Linked DNA regions of Homo sapiens: region 2 is linked to region 1. Evidence: read pairs that join two places in POLR2A ChIA-PET (ENCODE). Cell type or tissue: PC-9. All regions are shown on one strand. Links, peaks and the distances in the headings refer to the core of each region. The heading gives the core; the rest is flanking DNA.

Region 1 (11,589 bases), core at 4,186-9,185:
ATTCAGGAGCAGGTTGTTCAGTTTCCATGTAGTTGAGCAGTTTTGAGTGAATTTCTTAATCCTGAGTTCTAGTTTGATTGCACTGTGGTCTGAGAGACAGTTTGTTATAATTTCTGTTGCTTTACATTTGCCGAGGAGTGCTTTACTTCCAACTATGTGGTCAATTTTAGAATAAGTGTGATGTGGTGCTGAGAAGAATGTATATTCTGTTGATTTGGGGTGGAGAGTTCTGTAGCTGTCTATTAGGTCCGCTTGGTGCAGAGCTGAGTTCAATTCCTGGATATCCTTGGTGACTTTCTGTCTCGTTGATCTGTCTAATGTTGACAGTGGGGTGTTAAACTCTCCTATTATTATTGTGTGGGAGTCTAAGTCTCTTTGTAGATCTCTAAGGACTTGCTTTATGAATCTGAGTGCTCCTGTATTGGGTGCATATATATTTAGGATAGTTAGCTCTTCTTGTTGAATTGATCCCTTTACCATTATGTAATGGCCTTCTTTGTCTCTTTTGATCTTTGTTGGTTTAAAGTCTGTTTTATCAGAGACTAGGATTGCAACCCCTGCTTTTTTTTTGTTTTCCATTTGCTTGGTAGATCTTCCTCCATCCCTTTATTTTGAGCCTGTATGTGTCTCTGCACGTGAGATGGGTCTCCTGAATACAGCACACTGAAGGGTCTTGACTCTATCCAATTTGCCAGTCTGTGTCTTTTAATTGGAGCATTTAGCCCATTTACATTTAAAGTTAATATTGTTAATGTGTGAATTTGATCCTGTCATTATGATGTTAGCTGATTATTTTGCTCGTTAGTCGATGCAGTTTCTTCCTAGCATTGATGGCCTTTACAATTTGGCATGTTTGTGGAGCGGCCAGTACTGGTTGTTCCTTTCCATGTTTAGTACTTCCTTTGGGAGCTCTTGTAAGGCAGGCCTGGTGGTGAGAAAAATCTCTCAGCATTTGTCTTTACAGGACTTCATTTCACTTTCACTTATGAAGCTCAGTTTGACTGGATATGAAATTCTGGGTTGAAAATTCTTTTCTTTGAGAATGTTGAATATTGGCCCCCACTCTCTTCTGGCTTGTAGAGTTTCAGCTGAGAGATCTGCTGTTAGTCTGATGGGCTTCCCTTTGTGGGTAACCCAACCTTTCTCTCTGGCTGCCCTTAACATTTTTTCCTTCATTTCAACTTTGGTGAATCTGACAATTATGTGTCTTGGAGTTGCTCTTCTCGAGGAGTATCTTTGTGGCATTCTCTGTATTTCCTGAATTTGAATGTTGGCCTGCCTCACTAGGTTGGGGAAGTTCTCCTGGATAATATTCTGAAGAGTGTTTTCCAACTTGGTTCCATTCTCCCTGTCACTTTCAGGTACAGCAGTCAGATGTAGACTTGGTCTTTTCACATAGTCCCATATTTCTTGGAGGCTTTGTTCATTTCTTTTTACTCTTTTTTCTCTAAACTTCTCTACTCGCTTCATTTCATTCATTTGATCTTCAATCACTGATACCCTTTCTTCCACTTGATCAAATGGGCTACTGAAGGTTGTGCACACATCACATAGTTCTCGTGCCATGGTTTTCAGCTCCATCAGGTCATTCAAGGACTTCTCCACACTGTTTATTCTAGTTAGTCAGTCGTCTAATCTTTTTTCAAGGTTTTTAGCTTCTTTGCAATGGGTTCGAACATCCTCCTTTAGCTTGGAAAAGTTTGTTATTACTGATGGTCTGAAGCCTTCTTCTCTCAACTCGTCAAAGTCATTCTCCGTCCAACTTTGTTCCGTTGCTGGCGAAGAGCTGTGTTCCTTTGGAGGAGGAGAGGCGCTCTGATTTTTAGAATTTTCAGCTTTTCTGCTCTGGTTTCTCCCCATCTTTGTGGTTTTATCTACCTTTGGTCTTTGATGATGGTGACGTCCACATGGGGTTTTGGTGTGGATGTCCTTTCTGTTTGTTAGTTTTCCTTCTAACTTTCAGGACCCTCAGCTGCAGGTCTGTTAGAAATTTGCTGGAGGTCCACTCCAGACCCTGTTTGCCTGGGTATCACCAGCGGAGGCTGCAGAACAGCAAATATTGCAGAACAGCAGATGTTGCTGCCTGATCCTTCCTCCAGAAGCTTCGTCTCAAAGGGGAACCCAGCTGTATGGGTGTCAGTCAGCCCCTACTGGGAGGTGTCTCCCAGTTAGGCTACTCAGGGGTCAGGGACCCACTTGAGGAGGCAGTCTGTCCGTTCTCAGATCTCAAACTCCGTGCTGGGAGAACCACTACTCTCTTCAAAGCTGTCAGACAGGGACGTTTAAGTCTGCAGAAGTTTCTGTTGCCTTTTATTCAGCTATGCCCTGCCCCCAGAGGTGGAGTCTACAGAGGCAGGCAAGCCTCCTTGAGCTGCGATGGGCTCCACCCAGTTCGAGCTTCCCAGATGCTTTGTTTACCTACTCAAGCCTCAGCAATGGTGGACATCCTTCCCCCAGCCTCACTGCCACCTTGCAGTTCGATCTCAGACTGCTGTGTTAGCAGTGAGCGAGGCTACATGGGCGTGGGACCCTCCAAGCCAGGCGCGGGATACAGTCTCCTGGTGTGCCGTTTGCTAAGGCCGTTGGAAAAGTGCAGTATTAGGGTGGGAGTATCCTGATTTTCCAGGTACCATCCATCATGGCTTCCCTTTGCCAGGAAAGGGAATTCCCCAACCCCTTGTGCTTCCTGGGTGAGGCAATGCCCTGCCCTGTTCCATGGGCTGCACCCACTGTCTGATAAGCCCCGGTGAGATGAACCCGGTACCTCAGTTGGAAATACAGAAATCAACCGTCTTCTGCGTTGCTCACGCTGGGAGCTGCAGACTGGAGCTGTTCCTATTCGGCCATCTTGGAACCTCTTTCAAGACTACTTGTTAAATGTTAAACTGCATGTGGACAGGAATAAAATCTGTGGTTCCTGAGTGTGAATTTGTTCATCAGAATGCTTTCTGTCCAGAGGGACAGACTGAGGCCCCTGGAGGAGTACTTACTGAAAGGAGCAGCGAGATAGAGAAAAGGGTGGAGCCTCAAAGATGAACTTCACCTATCAGGAGAAGTGGGAGTATGGATTTGGAGAAATCTTTCTTTTTTTTTTTTTTTTTTTTTTTTTGAGACAGAGTCTCGCTCTGTCACCCAGGCTGGAGTGCAGTGGTGCAATCTCGGCTCACTGCAAGCTCCGCCTCCCAGGTTCACGCCATTCTCCTGCCTCAGCCTCCCAAGTAGCTGGGACTACAGGCAGCCACCACCACGCCTGGCTAATTTTTTGTATTGTTTAGTAGAGACGGGGTTTCACCATGTTAGGCAGGAGAGAATTCTTGAGCTAGACAGTTATAAAGAATACAAACCAGTTAGAATACACATACAGAATCTGTTCCCTGGAGCATGTCGATTATGTTTAGGACATACTTCTTCTATTCTTTTCTGCTCTGCTCATCTCTTTTCCTTCATCTGTAATCCTGACATTCATAGCATTTTAGAGCTGAAAGTGATCTCGTGAAATATATAGTCTATATTTTGTAAAGTGTCTATTATTCAGTGCTATCCAAAAGAACTTTCTGTTATGATGGAAATGTTCTGTGGGTTCAGTGTCCAGTATGGTAGCCACTAGCCCCATGTGGCTATCGAGCACTTGAAATATGGCTAGTGCAACCAAGGAAGTAAATTTTTTATCTTTAGTTTTAATTAATTTAAAGGTGAATGGCCACATGTGGCTAGTGGGTTATCTTCCTGGACAGCTCAGTTAGACTATCTAGTATCATCAGCCATCTTCATTTTACACTGTCTTAAGACAGAATAACTTGACCAAGTCTCCCACATTGGAAACCTGATCTTGTAAAAATTAACATTAGGTATTCTCACCAGCACCCAGTATTTTACATTTGTTAACCCCATAGTAGAGGCAATATAGGAGACAGTTTAGAACATGGACTCTGGAGCCAGAATGCTTGAATTGGACTCTCAGTTCTACCATTTAATAAATATGTGACCAACTAATTTAATTTCTCAGTACCCAGTTTTTAGAAATCTATATGATAGAAATAATAATGATAGAAATAACAATGATAGAAATAATGATAGAAATCTACATGATAGAAATAATCAATAGGATAGAAATAGCTATCTTATAGGGTTGTTGTAAGGATTAAATGAGTTAATATATATAAAGTACATAGAACAGTGCCTTACATATCACAGTAAGTGATATGTAAGTGTTACTTACTCTTAGTATTTATCTTAATCCTTACAATATCTTTGGAAGTGTAAGTATAATATGCCCAATTTTACAGTTGAAGAAGCTGTGGCCTAGATACTTCTTGCCCAAAATCACATTGCATGTATGTGGCAGAGCCAATATTTGGTCATCTGACTCTTAGGTTCAGGACTCTTTGTAGTTCTGTCCTGTCTTTTGCCTCTCAACACAGTATTTTCCATCTTCCCACAAAGTACAGAACATGAGAGAAGTCACTTCTTTTTGGAGAATATTTATGAACTGAGCCTTAAAAAGACAGGGTAATAGCAGAAAGGTCACTGAAAACATGTCATCAATTGATTGATTGATTGATTGACACGGTCTCACTCTGTACCCCAGTCTGGAGTGTAGTGGTGCAATCTCAGCTCACTGCAGCCTCTGCCTCCCAGACTCAAGAGATCCTCCCACCTCCTGAGTAGCTGGGACTACAGGCATGTGCCACCATGCTTGGCTAATTTTTTTTTTATACATGGGATCTCACTGTATTGCCCAGGCTGGTCTTGAATTTCTGCGCTCAAGTTGTCCTCCTACCTTGGTCTCCCAACGTGCTGGGATTACAGGCTTGAGCCACTACACCCAGCCTGAAAACATTTCAGACACAGGGGGATAGCTTGAGCAAAGACCCCATAGGAAGAAGAGGGCCAGGAATAGTCCTGCTTGTGCCTGTATAATCTGAGGCTTCTTGTGTACCCTAAAGTACAGTCACTGCACTTTATTCTATTTCAGGGAGCCCCTTGACAGAGCGGAAAGTATCGATACCCAGTTGTTGTGTATCCTTTGCAACAGCCGATGAGTCATCTCCTGTATACACCCAAGTGGTTGAAAACACAGATTCCCCCATCTGGAATTTTCAACAGCAGTCAAGGTTTGTGTTATCCGTTATTCGTCAGCCTTCCAGAATCTGCTTTTTGTTCCAAGACACAAAGTCAGAGCAAGGACTATAACCAACACAATTTTTGAGCAGACCTGGAAAATGCTTTTCTTATCCAAGCAATTATTTAATCCTAGTGTTTATGAATTCACAGGAAGCAGTGGTTTAAAGGTTTTGTTTTAGTGTTTTTAACTCTTCTCAGTATGCTCAAAAATTGTTCAGTGAGAGGACCTCTCTGTTTTAGGCACTTGGAATTAAAGATTATTAAGATACTCCATGCAATTGAGGAGTTCATGGTCTTACCTGGGAAAAAATATCAATAACAAATTACCATCAAGCTGGGTTTGGTGACACATGCCTGTAATCCCAGCTACTGGGGGAGGGGAGGGGTGGCATTGGAGGATGGTGGAGCCCAGGTGGGAGCATCACTTGAGCCCAGGAGTTCGAGACTTGCCTGGGCAATATAGCAAGACCATGTCTCAAAAAAAAAAAAAAAAATTACAATAAAGAGAAATAAGAAGGGGATGCTGGTAGAGCTCAGAAAAAAAGATTATTTAGGACAACCTAGAAGTTCAGGGAAGGCTTCATAAATAAGACACCTCAGCTAAATATTGAAGAATGTATATAAGTTATCCAGATGAATAAGAGTCGGAAAGATATTCCAAACAAAAAGAACTAATATCAGAAAAGGCTGTGGATTTTCATCCTTGGAAAAGACTTCTGGTGTAGTGGAAAGACCCTGGGCATTTGAACCAGAGACACTTGGTCTCCAACTCCATCTCTGTAATTTACTGACTGTGTGATCAAGTTACATAACATCTCTGAGCCACAGATTCTTCATCTGTAAAGTGGGGATCATTTTTATAAGGTCATTGTTAGGTCCAAATTAGATGACATTTAGGGCCTCATGGTACATATAGCAGGTATACAACAAATGTTAGGTCTCCCTTGGGAGGCTCAAAAAATAGGAGGTAAAGTTCTGTCAGCCACTGTGTGGTGCCACTCAGATTTTATTAGGACAAAGAGGGCTAATTAAATGTGAGGGGGCTGGCATAGGAAGCCATGAATTAAACTTTATTAAATGTGATGCAATGTTATGATAATAGTAACAAAATCATTGTTAGAATTTATACTGTATCACCTTTTATAAAGTTTAATTCTTGTCCACCAACACTAGCCATACCCATGGTGTCTGGTCTTCTGTTTTCTCACAGTGTTTGTGTACTTATTGAGTCTCAGCAGTTGGTCACAGGTTCAGTGATTTGTAATTTGAGAGGCTGGGATGAGTCAGGAGCTAGAACTGCAGTGAAAACTCAGTGCTATCTATAGTGAGCTACTGGAAATTATAGAAATTCTGGCCATAGTGGCCAGAGTACTTCATATAAAATATCAGATCCTCCCCAAAAGGCAGGAAACCAGAGGACTGAGCTTCTAAGTGGAGGTGACTTGTTCATTCACAACCTAAAAACCTAACAGAATTACAAAACTTCACAAACGTGATGAAGGGACATTAGCAATATCCTGATTTCATCTCTTCACTTTACACTTGAGGAGACTGTGGCCCAGGGAGGCTACATAGTCTGTTGGCAACAGAGGCAGGATTGGAAGAAAAATGAATAATGGCACTGTTTATAATTCCTTTATCACAAAATTGTTTCTTTTGATCTTCATAGCAACTTGCAGGTCAATAGTATTATCCCATTTAACAGGTAAGAGAACCAGGCCTGGAAGAAGCTAAGTGCATGGCCAGAGTCACTCAGGTGATAATAGCAGAGCTAGCATTCAGAGGTGAATCTTTTAATTCCCAGCTAGAATTAGAATCTCTGACCAATATTTGTTTCACTTTAGCACCGTGCCGCTCATTGGTCAGGAAGTAGGCTCTATTCACTTCCCCAGGGGTGTTTGGGGAATGAAATCAAGCCTCTTGGTTTTCTCTAGATCTCCATCTTGCTTACCTGGAGCACTGGCACCTGGTTTGGAACTTTCCAACACTTTGTCACTTAAAACTGTAATTTATGTAATATATAAATGTATTGGAGGTGTTCAGTGGATTCCACTTCAGCTTCTTTATCTGGTGTGAAAGTTAGGCATTTTCTTATTTTGTTGCCTTGCCTCTGCATGGTGTAGCATTGAGGTCAGGCAAGCCAGGGTTTAAATCCTAGCCCTACTACTTACTGACTCTTAAGTGACCTCAAGCAAACCATTTTACTTCTCTGAGTCCAACCTTATCATCTGTAAAATAAGGATAATAATGTCCATGTTATAGGCTTTTGTGCAGATGAAATGTATATGAAACACGTGGTGCCATGCCTGGCCCAAGGTAGGCACTCAGTAAATGTTCTTTTTCTCTTCCTCTTCCCTTCTCTCCATTCTCTCATTCTAAGGCATAAGCGGAATCATTACCCATTCCAGTAAAACTCTTAAATGCATGTTGAGGAACTTCTTTTCCATACTTCCTCCTCTGTCTTAGGGAAACTTTGGGAGTGGTGGGGAGGAAATGTTGTGTCAGGGGAGCCTGTTTTCAAGTCTTGGCAAGTTACTTCACCTCTCTGAGCTTCCATCCCCTCATTTTAACTGTGAAGATAAAAATATATGCCAGAAGATGGCTAAGAAGATGAAATAGTGTTGGGAAAGTGCTTTGCAAATTACAAGATATTCTTCAAATCTAAGTTTTATACTACAGAAAGTTCCTATACATTTAGTTTACAGTGGTTGTTTTTCTTAATAGGCTATCAAAAGAGCTGCTTCTGGACCCACAACAAACCCTGGTCTTCAAAGTTTGGCATAAAGGAGGTATGAACTCTGTTAAAAGAATATCTGCTTGCTTGTAAAAATAAGCTCACATCCTGTTAACAATCTACCATTCCTTTTTTTTTTTTTTTTTTTTTTTTTCCAAACCAAGTGAAGCATTCCCGACAGTGCTGGGAATGCAGATATGTGGTAGAGGGTAATCCCCCAGAAGGCCACATTATTCTCCTGTAAGAAAAAAAAAATTTTTTTTTTTGAACAAGATCTTGCTCTGTCACCTAAGCTGGAGTACAGTGGCATGATCATCTCAGTCTCCTGAGTAGCGGGGACCGCAAGCACATACCACTATGCCTAGCTAATTTTTTTTTTTTTTTTTTTTTGAGACAGAATCTTGCTGTGTTGCCCAGGCTGGAGGGCAGTGGCACGATCTTGGCTCACTGCAAGCTCCGCCTCCCAGGTTCACGCCATTCTCCTGCCTCAGCCCCCCAAGGAGCTGGGACTACAGGCGCCTGCCACCACGCCCGGCTAATTTTTTATATTTTTAGTAGAGAGAGGGTTTCAGCGTGTTAGCCAGGGTGGTCTCGATCTCCTGACCTCGTGATCCACCCGCCTCGGCCTCCCAAAGTGCTGGGATTACAGGCGTGAGCCACCGCGCCTGGCTGCTAATTATTTTTTTGTACAGACAAGGTCTCACTATGTTGCCAGGCTCTAACTCCTCTATCTCTAACTCCTGGGCTCAAGCAATCTCCTGCCGCAATCTCCTGCCTCAGCCTCCCAAAGTGCTGACACTACAGGCATGAGCCACCATACCTGGCCTATTCTCCTACAGAATTCAAGTACTTAAAAATTATATAATTTTGACTACCTGCTTAGTGCAGAAATCCAAGTACATTTCAGTCTTTCCTGTTGTATCTGTCAACCATCATAACGTACAGCCTGCCACATACAAGTGGCTTCCCCCCACGTTTGTATGATGATATTAAGCCTTCTGTTGACTCTGGCTTATTAACCAAGACCCTTGCATTATCAGGTAGTACACAAGAAGAAAGTCTAACCACATATTTTTTCTTATTTTAAGAACCTTCCCAAGAGGGATGTGCTGATATTATGGTCTTTGGACCCAGTTTTATTAAGAGGCATAACACAGCAACATTAAGAGGCTTGACTCTGAAGCCAGATTCTTTGGGTTCAAATGCCAATTCTGCCCCTTACTTTAGCAGTGTGACCTTGGGTAAATGACTTATCTGTGCATATTTACATATCTATAAAATTGAGGCTAATAATAGTACCTACTTCATAGGGTTTTTGGAGAATTAAGTAAGGGCCTGACACTTAGTAAATACCGTATCAGTTTTTCTTGTTTTTATTACCGAGCAATAATGTGCTAAGAACTTTACAAACATCTCTAATTCTTGACGGTAAAAATAAAATTAGTCTAATTTTATAGCTGTAAAAGCTGAAGCCCAAGGAAATTTAGTGGCTTGACTAAGGTCATATATCTATTAATTGGTGGAGCCAGTATTTGAACCCAGTTCTTACTGGCTGTACAGCCTTCACTGTTTGTTCTTCACCATGCTAGTAAGATTGGAAAACTTGGAAAATTGAGGTGATGAGGACTTCTAACCATCTCACAGCTTAGAAAATTTTATCTCACTAAATCTCTCCTCTAAGTCTAGCTTCTTTAAGATTCCAGCTAGGCCCTGATTTCCAAATCTTCATTTGTTTTAAGTCACCTACACAGCCTACAGAGTCACAGTTTTTTGTTTGCCAGTGGTGATATTTGGAGCTAACCTCAAACCCTAGTAAAGACCTGAGAGAAATCAGAGTGTAAAGGGAATTGACTGACCTTTCTCTCTGCCTGTGCTCCTGTTGGTGAGTGCTGCTGTGAGTCCCTTGTTTTGATGATGAGTTCTATGTTGCTGCTTTGGATTCACTTAGTTCCTCCACTGCTACCCAACCTCATAAATACAGCAAGAGCTGATCATAACTCGCTTTTCTCTGAATCAACACAAGGAATTCTTGCTGTATTTAGCTGGGCTCCACCCTCCTTTCTAGGCTTTTTCTCTCTTCTCTCTAAAGTACCACAGAGATTCTGAAGCAGACCAGGGTTCACAAGTCAGCACTTATTTTAGCAGGAAAAAGAGAATAAACTTTGGTCTTATGCAGACCTGAGTTCAAATCTTGGCTCTGCTGTTTACTATAATAACTATGTGGCCCGAATTAAATCACTTCACCTCTTTCCTGTTATCTTTCTTATTTATAAAATTAGAATAATAGTACTGGCCTTGCAGAATTTGTGAGGATTAGAGATAATATATGTAAAGTACTTGGCACATAATTATTGCTTAATAAATGGAGCTATTTTTATTATTATGTCTACTATGTGTCAGGTACTATGCTAGGACTATTGGAGTGTAGAGAATAAAATACATTCCCTACCTTCCAGGACTTCAAGAGGGTCTTGCTAAGATCTGGTCATAAATGAAAGTGAGGAAAATGCCTAGACCACACTGACCACTACTTAGTGTATGTAGATGTCTCTCTCCCCTTAGCCCACTTATGCCTGGTGTTCCATTATTGGAACGCTAAGCTTGTGGGAGTTATTTATATCCTACTGCTCAAGGTCATGACCAAGGTCTGATTTTTTACAAAAAAATTTGCAGACTCTAGCATAAATGGGTTAATTCTATCTTTTCCACACAAACTCAACACATCTAGTATAGCAAGTACTCAAATCCAACCAAGCTGTGTTCAGCAGATGTTTTATTTAAGTTTCTATTCTGTGCCAGGCACCATGCTAAGTACTAGGGATACAAAGGTAAAATAAAACAGGCATGGTCCCTGTCCTCACAGAGCTTACAGTCAGTGTGGGACATAAAAAGTACAGTATAGTATGATTAGACAAATACAGGGTACTCTGATAGGAGACGTCTAACCCAGACTTAGGATGTCAGAGAAGGCTTCCTGGAGCACACCTGAACTGAGGAATGAAGGGGCAGGATTTTTACTGTAGTCAGAGGGGAAAACAAATACAAAGTTTCAAGTCAAGAAAGAGTTGAGGGAAGTTCTTGTTGACTAGAATATTAACTGCAAAGGGAGAATGGTGGGTTGTCCTGTTAATCCAATGTTAAATTTAACTCTTCCAAGCCATTCCTTTTCTCTGTGATCTGCTTAGCCAAAGCACTCCTCAAGTATGTTTAGGACGTACTACCTTCATTTTAGGCAGAAACCTCCATCATACTTCATCCCCAGTGGGTAAGAATTACTTGACCCCCACTCTGGGGAATACAGCTTCAAGTGTTTATAGAATCAAAAACTTTCCAAGTTGAAGGGGATCTTTTTTTTTTTTTCTTTTTTGAGACAAGATCTCACTTTGTTTCCCAGGCCGGAGTGCAGTGGTAGGATTATGCTCACTGCAGCTGTGAACTCCTGAGCTCAAGCAGTCCTCCCACCTCAGCCTTCCAAGTAGCTGGGACTACAGACATGCACCACTATACCCCACAAATTTTTTGTTTTGTTTTGTTTTTTTTAGAGATGGGGTCATGTTATGTTGCACAGACTGGTCTCGAACTCTTGGCCTTAAGCAATCCTCCCTCCTCAACCTCCCAAAGTGCTGGGGTTACACGCATGAGCCACCTGCTCAACCAAAGGGGATCTTGAATCTGGTTCAGTACTTCTCATTATATGTGTGTGACTGAGGCTCAGGGAGTTAGAGGAATAT
Region 2 (11,589 bases), core at 5,756-10,755, 87 kb after region 1:
TTCTCAGGGCTGTTGAGCAGGTAAATGAAAATGTTTTATGAAAGAAAGCACCAAGTTTCATTTTGGTCTTAGCCCTTGCTATGTCCCTAGCAAGAAGTAGATATTCATAGGGATATTTTGTTTGATGTGAGGAGTTCTTACAGCAAGAGCTTGTAGAAGGCCAAAAGCTTCTGGATTCTATTCCCAAAAGCAGGAGATGACAGTGACAGGGTGGTTTTGGTGAGGAGAGATGAGGTAGAAAATGAGTGCAAGCCCGCTGGCCACTGACCCCATGGCTCGCCCACAGATGCCAGCATTGGGAGCCGCCTCCTAGCAGGCAGCACCACAGGTGCCCTGGCTGTGGCTGTGGCCCAGCCCACGGATGTGGTAAAGGTCCGATTCCAAGCTCAGGCCCGGGCTGGAGGTGGTCGGAGATACCAAAGCACCGTCAATGCCTACAAGACCATTGCCCGAGAGGAAGGGTTCCGGGGCCTCTGGAAAGGTGTGTACCAGTTGTTTTCCCTTCCCCTTTTCCTCCTCCCCGATACTCTGGTCTCACCCAGGATCTTCCTCCTCCTACAGGGACCTCTCCCAATGTTGCTCGTAATGCCATTGTCAACTGTGCTGAGCTGGTGACCTATGACCTCATCAAGGATGCCCTCCTGAAAGCCAACCTCATGACAGGTGAGTCATGAGGTAGACGGTGCTGGGTCTCACCCTTCCCCCATGCCAGGAGCAGGTGCGGGGGTCTAGCTGACACCAGAAGACCACATCTTTTCATCCTATTTGCCCTTTGCAGGGAGAGTAAGATATCTCTTACTTGCCATATTGAAGCCAATTGGGATGAAGCTCCCACTTTGCACATTGAGGAACTGAGGCTAGATTGGCAAAATGACTCTTTCAGGTCCTCAGAAGATGTCTCAGCTGGAGTCCCTGTCTGTTTTTGTTTTTTTGTTTGTTTGTTTTTTGTTTTTTTTGAGATAGAGTCTCACTCTGTTACCCGTGTAATCTCAGCTCACTGCAACCTTCTCCTCCTGGGTTCAAGCGATTCTTGTGCCTCAGCCTCCCGAGTAGCTGGGATGACAGGTGTGCACCAGCACACTGGCTAATTTTTGTATTTTTAGTAGAGATGGAGTTTCACCATGTTAGCCAGGCTGGTCTCGAACTCCTGGCCTCAAGTGATCTGCCCACCTTGGCCTCCCAATGTGCTGGGATTACAGGTGTGAGCCTCTGCGCCCCATCCTCTTGTTTGTTTTTTGAGACAGGGTCTTGCTCGGTTGCCCAGGCTGGAGTGCAGTGGGGTGATTAATGGCTCATTGCAGCCTCGACCTCCCTGACTCAAGCAATCCTCCCACCTCAGCCTCCTGAGTAGCTGGGGCTGACTACAGGCATGCACACTGTGCCTGGCTAATTTTTGTATTTTGTAGAGACAGGGTTTTTGCCATGTTACCCAGTCTGGTCTTGAACTCCTGGGCTCAAGTGATCCACCCACCTCGGCCTCCAAAAGAAGTCCTGGATTACAGGCATGAGACATTGTGCCCAGCCTCTCTGTCTCTTTAAAATCATGAAAACTCGTAGCTACTTAAGTAATTCTCCTGCCTTCTGGAATGATGGGTGAAGATCTTGACTGCCTTGCCTGCTCCTCCTTGGCAGATGACCTCCCTTGCCACTTCACTTCTGCCTTTGGGGCAGGCTTCTGCACCACTGTCATCGCCTCCCCTGTAGACGTGGTCAAGACGAGATACATGAACTCTGCCCTGGGCCAGTACAGTAGCGCTGGCCACTGTGCCCTTACCATGCTCCAGAAGGAGGGGCCCCGAGCCTTCTACAAAGGGTGAGCCTCTGGTCCTCCCCACCCAGTTCAGGCCTCTTGGCTATGCATGTCTATTGTGGGTGGGAGAGAACCACCTGGAAGTGAGTAGCAGCCAAGTGTGACTATTTCTGATCCTGGTCCTGGCATTTCACCAGCATTCACCTATCCCCTTAATTCCTTCCTCCCAGAATTGCTACCATCACTGTTTATTAGGTGTTAAATGGAGACTCAAAGGGAATTCATGCTTATAGCCAAGCAGCTGTGAGCTCAGTTCATTGAGTCCTCCCAGCCTCCTTTGGGACAGAGCAACTGGGTTGGATTGAATACCAGGCCCAGTGAGGGAAGTGGGAGGTGGAGGTGCCCCCATGACCTGTGATTTTTCTCCTCTAGGTTCATGCCCTCCTTTCTCCGCTTGGGTTCCTGGAACGTGGTGATGTTCGTCACCTATGAGCAGCTGAAACGAGCCCTCATGGCTGCCTGCACTTCCCGAGAGGCTCCCTTCTGAGCCTCTCCTGCTGCTGACCTGATCACCTCTGGCTTTGTCTCTAGCCGGGCCATGCTTTCCTTTTCTTCCTTCTTTCTCTTCCCTCCTTCCCTTCTCTCCTTCCCTCTTTCCCCACCTCTTCCTTCCGCTCCTTTACCTACCACCTTCCCTCTTTCTACATTCTCATCTACTCATTGTCTCAGTGCTGGTGGAGTTGACATTTGACAGTGTGGGAGGCCTCGTACCAGCCAGGATCCCAAGCGTCCCGTCCCTTGGAAAGTTCAGCCAGAATCTTCGTCCTGCCCCCGACAGCCCAGCCTAGCCCACTTGTCATCCATAAAGCAAGCTCAACCTTGGCGTCTCCTCCCTCTCTTGTAGCTCTTACCAGAGGTCTTGGTCCAATGGCCTTTTTGGTACCTGGTGGGCAGGGGAGGAACCACCTGACTTTGAAAATGGGTGTGATCCACCTTCCACCTCCAGCATCCAATCTGAAGCCCGTGTAGGTCATCTGGTCCATTTCTCTCTAGACCCAGGCCCTGTACTAACATGGGGAGTGCAGGAGCCACCTGAGAGACAGCAGTGCCTCCCCTTCCTTTGCCGGGCCACTTGAGCTCTTACTCAGAATCTGGTACTCTAGTGCCTGCCATCCCAACCCCCCACCCCAGCCGCAGGCCTGTTTATCTGCACAACAAGAGTGCTCCTGTGTGCCCTGCATCTCCTGCAGTTCCAGAGGAACATGAGACTCTTAGATGCTGTTGACTTTATTTTATTCCATTTTACAAATGGAAGGAAGACCCACCTCCCCCAAAGTCCCAGACCTTGTGAGAACAAGTCAGTCAGCCTCCTTCCACCCTCCACAGCCACAGCCACACCCACAGAGGAAATGTTACTGAACTGGGTGGAGCAGGCCCTGACTCCACAGAGGGTGGGTGGAGGCTGCAGGGCAAACATCTGGTCTCTGCCTGAGGATACTTTCCATTTGTGTTTTTTGTTGTTTTGAGACAGAGTCTCACTTGCTGTCACCCAGGCTGGAGTGCAGTGGTGCAATCTTGGCTCACTGCAACCTCTCCCAGGTTCAGGCGATTCTCCTGCCTCAGCCTCCCAAGTAGCTGGGATTACAGGCATACACCATCATACCTGGCTAATTTTTGTGTTTTTGGTAGAAACGGGGTTTTGCCATGTTGGCCAGGCTGGTCTCAAACTCCTGACCTCAAGTGATCCACCTACCTCAGCCTCCCAAAGTGCTGGGATTACAGGCATGAGCCACTGTGCCTGGCCAGGATATTTTCCATTTGGAGTCTCACCACCACAACCCCCCTCCACCTGCCCCTGCCCCAGCTAGGCATCCAAGGAGGCCGCAAGAAGCCAGGGCCTTGGCTGCACAGGGGTCTCCGCTTCTCTGTCCCTGTTCTTATCACCTGCACTCAGAGGCAGGTGGGCAGGGGTACTACAATTTCAAGGAGTGGAGACTGTGAGGTCCTGGAATCCCAAGGCATCTCCTGTAGGGCTGGGCCCTTAGAATTATGTCACTCAGACCCAGTTTGTAGGTGTCTGAAGAAACTGAGGCCTGACACAGGTGATGCAGGCAAGAACACCCAGAAAGTCCACTACTGAACTGGGACCGGGACCCAGTCCTCCTTCCCCTTGTGGACTCCCCCAGAGACCAGTGCTGGGGTCCTTGGGGAAGCCTGTTTGGCAGCTGTGGAGCTAGGCCCTGAGAACACGACCACCCTCCCTCTTCCCTCAGCCTCAAGCCGCTGAAGCCACTGCTGCTTCGCCGCCTCGTAAGCCCAATGGTCAGAGCTGGAGGCTAGACCCTTCAGTGCTTGGGTTGAGGGCCAGGGTGTTAGATTGGTTTTTGGAGAAGGAACGAGGGCCCAGGATTCTTCAGCTTCTTAGTTTTTGACAAATTGAGCTGAGGCCCCATAGTCCTCGGGAGGGACAGGGTTGAGTGCCATAAGTCGGCAAACCAGGGTAAAGGTGACAGGCAGCTCAGCCAGGCTGCAGGGGGTGGCATATACAGAGGACCTGGCCACTACTTTATGTACCTTCTTACACTAATTCTGTGAGGCAGGCTGTTTGTTAGCTCTGCTCTGGACGGGAAGAAGTAGGGGCAGTTTGGTAGGTGTGTGTCAAAGCTAAACAGGCTGGGTGGGCATGAGCAAGTCAGCTGGTTCATTCAGCAGCCTTAATAGACACGAGGCTACCCAACTTCACTGTGGTTCTGGGTGTGGCCTTAGGACAATGAGCTGGGAACAGTGGTAGGAACCACTGGAAAACATACCAGTGGGTCTCATTCATTCTGATCACAGGTAGATCACTTCTCTTTGGTTCCCAACCCTTTAATGCCTATTAAGTGGGCAGATGATAAGCCCTGCTTTGCCTAATTCAAGGTAACACTGAAGATCACTAAGGTAATAGGAATCTCCTAAGGGACTTTCAGGCCCAAGACCCAGGCTTCCTTCAAGATAAGGAGTAGGCTTTCCTGCTGCCCTACAGGAGACCTAGAGTTGAAGAATTTCACAGCCCTGCCTCTGCACTCCAATTCAGGGCTTGCCCTCAGAACAGGGCAGCTCTCACCATCCCACTCCACCTGAGTCCTGCCCCAGAGCATTTCATGCCTCACCATCTGGTTTCCATGAAAGGCCTGCAAGGTAGGGGCTGTAAGCTTTAAGAAACGGGTTCAGAGAGGTGAAGTGATTTGCCCAAAGGCACACAGCTGGCTAGTAGCACACTGGGGATCCAGAACAGGTGTGTCTGACTCCAAAGCCCACATGCTTTTAACTACTATGCTGAAATGCTTCCTGGAGCCCTGGTCCCAGAGTCTTCACCTCAAGGTCTTTGGGTAGCTGACTTCATGGTGATTTTTTTTTTAATTTTAAGATGGCGTCTCTTCTGTCGTGCAGGCTGGAGTGCAGTGGCAAGATCTCAGCTCACTGCAACCTCTGCCTCCTGGGTTCAAGTGATTCTCCTGCCTCAGCCTGCCAAGTAGCTGGGATTACAAGTGCATGCCACCATGCCCGGCTAATTTTTGTATTTTTAGTAGAGACAAAGTTTCACCATGTTGCCCAGGCTGGTCTTGAACTCCTGACCTTGTGATCCACCCGCCTCGGCCTCCCAAAGTGCTGGGATTACAGGCATGAGCCACCGCGCCCAGCCCATGGTGATTTTTTTAATGACAAAAGTGCTACTGAACCCCCGTTTTAAAAAAAAAACCTTAAGCTGATGTGATTTGAATGGTGGAGTCCCAAGCAATCTGGAGAACATGGGGCCTTTTCTGGCACCTCTGAAGGCATTCCATGGAATTGGCTACCTACTCCCCGTAAGCCTGGATCTATCCTCACCCAAGCTCAGACTCTAGAAGGGAACCTCCCTGGCATGGAAGGGGAGCATAACACACGTGTTGACTATGAGGAGGCAAGTGTGGTCTACGCAGGCCCAGTTGGACCTGGATGCTGGAACTCCAGGCCTTGAGGGCAGCAGTGCTGTTACCCCTTCCTGAATCTAAGCAGTGAGTTCACCAAGCACTTTCACATCAATGTTCTCTGTCCTCACAACATGCCCGTGAGGGGGGTTATGGGCTCTGCTTTACTGACAAGACAGGTGTGGTGACTGGTCCCAGGAGAAAGTGGCAGGGCTGGGGTCAGAACTCAGGTTTCCTGCCTCCCAGATCACCCTGCCCAGGACCCTATCACAGACCAGGGGATTGAGGCCAGAGAGGTAGAACCAAAGCTGTTTCCAGTGCACATGTGTTCTTTATGCTGCTTCTCTACGCAGGGCGAGTCTGTGGGAAGTGACCTTCAAGGTTTTTGGGGGTTTTTTTTGTTTTTTGTTTGAGACAGAGTCTTGCTCTGTCACCCAGGCTGGAGTGCAGTGGCGCAGTCTCGGCTCACTGCAACCTCCACCTCCTGGATTCAAGTGATTCGCCTGCCTCAGCCTGCCGAGTAGCTGGGATTACAGGCCCTCGCCACCATGCCCAGCTAATTTTTGTATTTTTAGTAGAAACGGGTTTTCACCATGTTGGCCAGGCTAGTCTTGAACTCCTGACCTCAGGTGATCCACCTGCCTCGGCCTCCCAAAGTGCTGGGATTACAAGCATAAGCCACCACACCCGGCCTTTCTAGTTTTTTTGAGATGGAATTTCACTTTCGCCCAGGCTGGAGTGCAGTGGTGCAATCTCAGCTCACTGTAACTCTGCCTCCCAGGTTCAAGCAATTCTCCTGCCTCAACCTTTGGAGTAGCTGGGATTACAGGTGCCCACCATCACACCTGGCTAATTTTTGTATTTAGTAGAGACGAGGTTTCACTATGTTGGCCATGCTGGTCTCGAACTCCTGACCTCAAGTGATCCGCCCACCTTGGCCTCCCAAAGTCCAGGCATGAGCCACCGCACCCAGCCACCTTCAAGGTTCTGATGACAGCTTTGCCACTGAGGCCTGAGTGACCTGCAATGAATGTTTTCTTTTGTGCTTTAGTTTTCCTGTCTCTAACGTGACCATATCATGCTCCAGAGATTGTCTCTTCTGTCATGAAAAGCCAGAGCAGAGCTAGAGACCCTCAGAGGCCACACAGCCCTGCCCCACTCTATCAAAGTGGAAGCACAGAGGATCTGAACCCTTACCTGCCCTTTCCCACAAAGCCAGGACAGGGACTCAGGCACTCAGCTCCTTAGGCCTCTTTCTTCCCTGTGCCCCACAAGAAGGGCTAATATGAAGCTCCTCTCCAATGTACTCTCGTGGGTGTAGCTGGAGGACAGGAAATAGATCTTTATTATGTCAGTTTAAGCCCTGCGCCATCCCACCCTTGTATCATATCTGTGCAGCAGGCTCCCCTGCACACCCTGAGGCTGTGGCGGGTAGGGGTGGGGTGAGGCCCGGCTAGCCTCCTCTCACCCCTGCTCCAGCCCACCACAGTCATGTCAGCAATGCCTGGCGCAGCATCTGCTTCTTCTGGGGTGTGAGGCGGGTGGGGAACTGGATGTCGAAGAAGATGAAGAGATCCCCTTTCTTAGTGGGGTCCTCCGGCAATGGCATCCCCTCCCCTGGCACCTTCTTGAAGTATTTGGGGCTGAAATAGGATGAAAGAAAGGAGCATAGAGGGCATCCCAGAGCAGCACCTCAGCAGGTCCCTGTCATATAACCCCTACTCACATAACCCCAGGAAGGGGACAGTCACTGCAGTCTTCACCTGGAGTGGTTCTTAGCCAGAACTGGTTGGGAAAGGAGCTCCCTGAAAACCTGTTTACACTGAGTCTCTGATGGAGGATTCCAGAAACTTTGTTTAAGACATGGGAAACGGGAAGTAAAGGTGAGCAAACCCTGGGGTGAGGGCGAGGGTGCTGGGCTGCCAGGCAAACCTCCTCACGGGCAGAGGGCCTTTCTTGGAAAAGGACTTAGGATATGCAACTCAGAACTCTAATGAGAAGTTTGCAGGGCATGGAGGCTACAGGGTTGCCCAACAATGGGGGCCTCTAGCCTCTGCAGTGGCTTTGTGTGGATTAGAAAAAGATGTTCCTTTTGCCAGGTGATTGCAGCCCACAGCTTGGCCAGTGTGGGTTCAGTTTTGGTCCTCTCTATCCCCTCAGCAGGGAACCCTTCTGCTGGGGGCAGCCTGTACAACTCTACTGGGCAGACCTGTCACACTACCACCTAAATCCCAGGCTAGCCCTTCTCTTGGCTACTGGGGCCCAAGGCAGATGGACTCACTGGATGATGTCATTGATGGGGATGTTGAGCAGACGGTCATCTAGGGTCCTCACCTCCACAGTGCAGCAGGTGAGAGCCTAGGGAGGGTCAGGGCCAAAGGTGGGGCTGAGGAGGGTCACCATGGCTCTCCTATTTAGAAGGCACCTTAGGAACCTGTCCAGTGCCAGACTGTGAGTTGGGCACAAGGGAGACGAGGCTGTTCAATAACTAATAGGTGAATGACCCATGCAATTTTCTGCACTGGCAGGAAAGATGGATGGATCTGGCAGGTAAGATGGATGTTGTATAAATGTAATGATGGAGACAGAATAAAAGCGTTTGTGGGAGCCAAGGAGAGGCCCCTAAACCATTCAGGAGTGGGGCAGGAAGTGGTAGCAGTGGTGGTAGCTATTGATGAGGACCCTATAGGGTCAGGTGAATAGACAGCATTCCAGGGAGAGGGCCCAGCAGAAATGAGAACGGAGGTGTGACAATGCGCCACACAGGCAGGGTGCTATGCGGCGAAGGGGCGGGAGTGCAGGGGAAGGAGTAAGCAGGGAGCAGATCGCAGAGGGCCTCCAGTGGCACAAAGATGTTTAGACAGGAGTGTGGCAGGGTCTGATGAGTGTGTGGCAGGATCCCTAAGGAGAAGAGCCTGGAGGAGATGAGAAGTGGGGAGGAAGGCCTGCTGCGCAGATCTGGTGTACAGATCCAGGCGGTGCAGATGAGCAGACGGGACCAAGTGGATGGTGATTTAGAGGGTGGAATCCACAGGGCTTAGTGACTGATGGCAGGTGGTTGTGGGAGGGGAGGCCAAGTCTAGGCCGGGGCAGGCAGGGCTCACTCTGATCTCCTCCCCGCTGCTCCTGCACTTTGCCCACTCACCTTGCCAAGAGGGATGGGGTTCACGAAGAAGAGGTTGTCATTCTCCCTGCGGAAGCGAGGGTGTAGCTTCTCCTTTACGATGAAAATGATGTCTGCTGGGATGATGTTGGGGCCCTGGGCAGGGGACGCCAAAAGGTGACAAGGACTAGTTGGCCGTGTGACCTTGGCCAAGTTCCTGCCTCTACTTGTCTCCATGTCTTCATCTGTACAATGGGGAGATGAGAGCAGGTTTTCTGGAAGGGCCTTTTCAGTTTGGCCCCCATAGCCCAGATGGATTAGAAGCCCGAGAAGCTTACCCAAATGAATCCCCCCAGAATTACTTCTGTACTGAGCATGCCCAAAATAGACACACTCAGCTGGAGGGGCGGAGAGGCTTCCTCAGACGGCAGGCAGGTGGAACACTAAGCTGGGCGTCAGGCAACTGCCCGTATGTCTCTGTCTTGCTAGTAACTCCAGGCATGACACCCCTGTCCCAAACTTCATTAAGTCACCAAAACTCTGCTGAGGTCTCTTCTGGGCGCTGGGGACAGAGGAATCAGACTGGCCCCTAACACTGACAGTGAATCCTCAGCACGCTCAAGACATGATAAAGGGAGGCCCAGAGGCTGGGGCTCAGAGGAGGCTGCCCAGAGCGGGGAACACTGGAGCTGGGTTTTGAAGCGTGTTTATTCGAAGTAGATGTTTTATTTGTATTTTGTCTGTTTGTTTTGTTTTTAGACAGGATCTCGCTCTGTTGCCCAGGCTGAAGTGCAGTGGCATGATCATACTTCACTGCAGCCTTGACCTCCTCGGCTCAAAAGATCCTCCTGCCTCAGTCTCCTGAGTATCTGGGACCACAGGCACACACTACCATGCCCAGCTAAATTTTTTATTTTTAGTAGAGACAAGGTCTCGCTATGTTGCCCAGACTGGTCTCAAACTTCTGAGCTCAAGTGATTCTCCTGCCTTGGCCTCCCAAAGTGCTGAGGCTATAAGTGTGAGCCACCAGGCCAGACCGGAGGTAGATGTTTCATAGGTGAGAAAGGGGGCAAAAAGTGCAGGCAAAGGAATGTGTCTTCCCTGGCTCTGAATGCCTCTTCTCAGGACTTAAGGATTCAGCACGCCTTGGACAATAAATTTATGTTTTTATTTAAATAGTATTTAATTTAAAATTATTATTAATAGGCCAGGCACGGTGGCTCACACCTTTAATCCCAGGCACTTTGGGAGGCCGAGGCAGGCGTATCACCTGAGGTCAGGATTTCGAGGCCAGTCTGGCCAACACGGAGAAACCCTATCTCTATAAAAATACAAAAATTAGCTGGGTGGCTGGGCGCAGTGGCTCACGCCTGTAATCCCAGCACTTTGGGAGGCCGAGACAGGTGGATCACCTGAGGTCAGGAGTTCAAGACCAGCCTGGCCAACATGGTGAAACCCCGTCTCTACTAAAAATACAAAAATTAGTCGGGTGTGGTGGTGCATGCCTGCAATCCCAGCTACTGGGGAAGCTGAGGCAGCAGAATAACTTGAACCCGGGAGGCGGAGTTTGCAGTGAGCTGAGATCGCACCACTGCCTTCCAGCCTGGGTAACAGAGCGAGACTCTGTCTCAAAAAAAAAAAAAAAAAAAAAAAAATTAGCTGGGCGTGGTGGCACATGCCTGTAGTCCCAGCTACTCAGGAGGCTGGGGCAGGATAATTGCTTGAATCCAGGAGGTGGAGGCTGCAATGAGCTGAAATCATGCCACCTCACTCCAGCCTGGGCGACAGTGAGACTCCATCTCAAAATAAAAATAAATAAATAAATAAATACATAAATAAATAAAATTATTATGATTAAATGGTTTCTGAGTAGCTCCTGTAATTGGGCTTTATTCTGAGAAGCACTGAAGAAAATCAGGAAAACACTGGAGTTCAGACTGGGATCTCCTTTCAGCTCCCATGTTCTTGCCCTGGGCAAGTCCCTTTCTTCTCTGGGCCCCCATTTCCCACTCTGTAAAATGGGGACAGTCCCTGGGCTGCCTGTTCACAGAAGCACTGTAAGGCTAAGGCTCTGTTCCTTGGAAGGAACATTAGGGATCCCATCTCACCCACTCTGCAGACTGGGCTCTCTACAGACCAAGGCTCACAGGGGCAGGAAAAAGTATTGCCTCCTTTCCCTTCCTTTCCTCCTCAGTCTTCCCACCGCCTGAGCTCAGTGACTGACCTGAGTCAGCTTCTTCCCCCCTCACCTGGTCCCCTTCCTTCTCAAAGGTGATGCGTGTGCCCTGCCTCCAACCGGGCTTCACATCAATGGTCAGGATCTTGTCCTTGATGGTGGAGGAGTACCCATCCTCGTTCAGCACCTATAGCAACATATCAGGTGTGGGGAGGTCTGCTTAGGACTTCCATGAGTACAGTCGAGATTTGCTCAGATTTTCATGAACACTCAGGTGACCTTTGCACACGTGAAAGATGCTCTATGGGATTTGTACTTGGGCTCAATCCTCTAGCAATGGGAAGAGCCTCCAGCAATGGGGAGAGCCTGCCCTGAGCCACTCCCACTCCCATCCTGTTGCCATGACAACCAAGAACTTATGATTCCAGTATGGCAGAGGATGCCATGAGACTGGGGCTGGGGGCTGAGATGCCAAGCAGTCACCATTAGTTGATCAAACACACAGCTCCAGCCCTGGCCACTAACAGATACATGGTGAAAATGTACTCCATTCCTCTCTCCAAATCCCAGAGGCCCGGCCCTGAGCCTCCAGCAAGTCTCTTAATCCCAA

Evidence for each region. Peaks named below come from ENCODE experiments on the same cell type or tissue, not always from the same donor. Only the 100,000 strongest peaks of a DNase experiment are listed, where the experiment ranks them.
Region 2: POLR2A ChIA-PET joins it to region 1 with 6 read pairs; 5 of 35 experiments call an interaction of 5 or more read pairs at or near these places.

What each region holds. Positions count from the first base shown.
Region 1 is chr11:74,050,931-74,062,519 of GRCh38, reverse strand. C2CD3 (C2 domain containing 3 centriole elongation regulator) reads left to right here. Exons shown (of 33, transcript NM_001286577.2): 25 at 4,976-5,114; 26 at 7,849-7,913. Among named protein-coding and RNA genes, the nearest start is that of UCP3, 48 kb to the right of the region's middle. In PC-9, for the core only: no CTCF peak of the experiment used is centred there; DNase peaks (open chromatin) are centred at 5,019 and 6,379; H3K27ac peaks cover 2,932 bases.
Region 2 is chr11:73,965,715-73,977,303 of GRCh38, reverse strand. It overlaps DNAJB13 (DnaJ heat shock protein family (Hsp40) member B13), which reads right to left. Exons shown (of 8, transcript NM_153614.4): 5 at 11,053-11,166; 6 at 8,846-8,959; 7 at 7,982-8,058; 8 at 7,023-7,343. The coding sequence ends at 7,190. UCP2 (uncoupling protein 2) reads left to right here. Exons shown (of 8, transcript NM_003355.3): 5 at 287-481; 6 at 562-663; 7 at 1,633-1,813; 8 at 2,183-2,632. The coding sequence ends at 2,297. Among named protein-coding and RNA genes, the nearest start is that of UCP2, 11 kb to the left of the region's middle. RefSeq lists enhancers at 2,926-3,015, 6,859-7,018. In PC-9, for the core only: no CTCF peak of the experiment used is centred there; no DNase peak of the experiment used is centred there.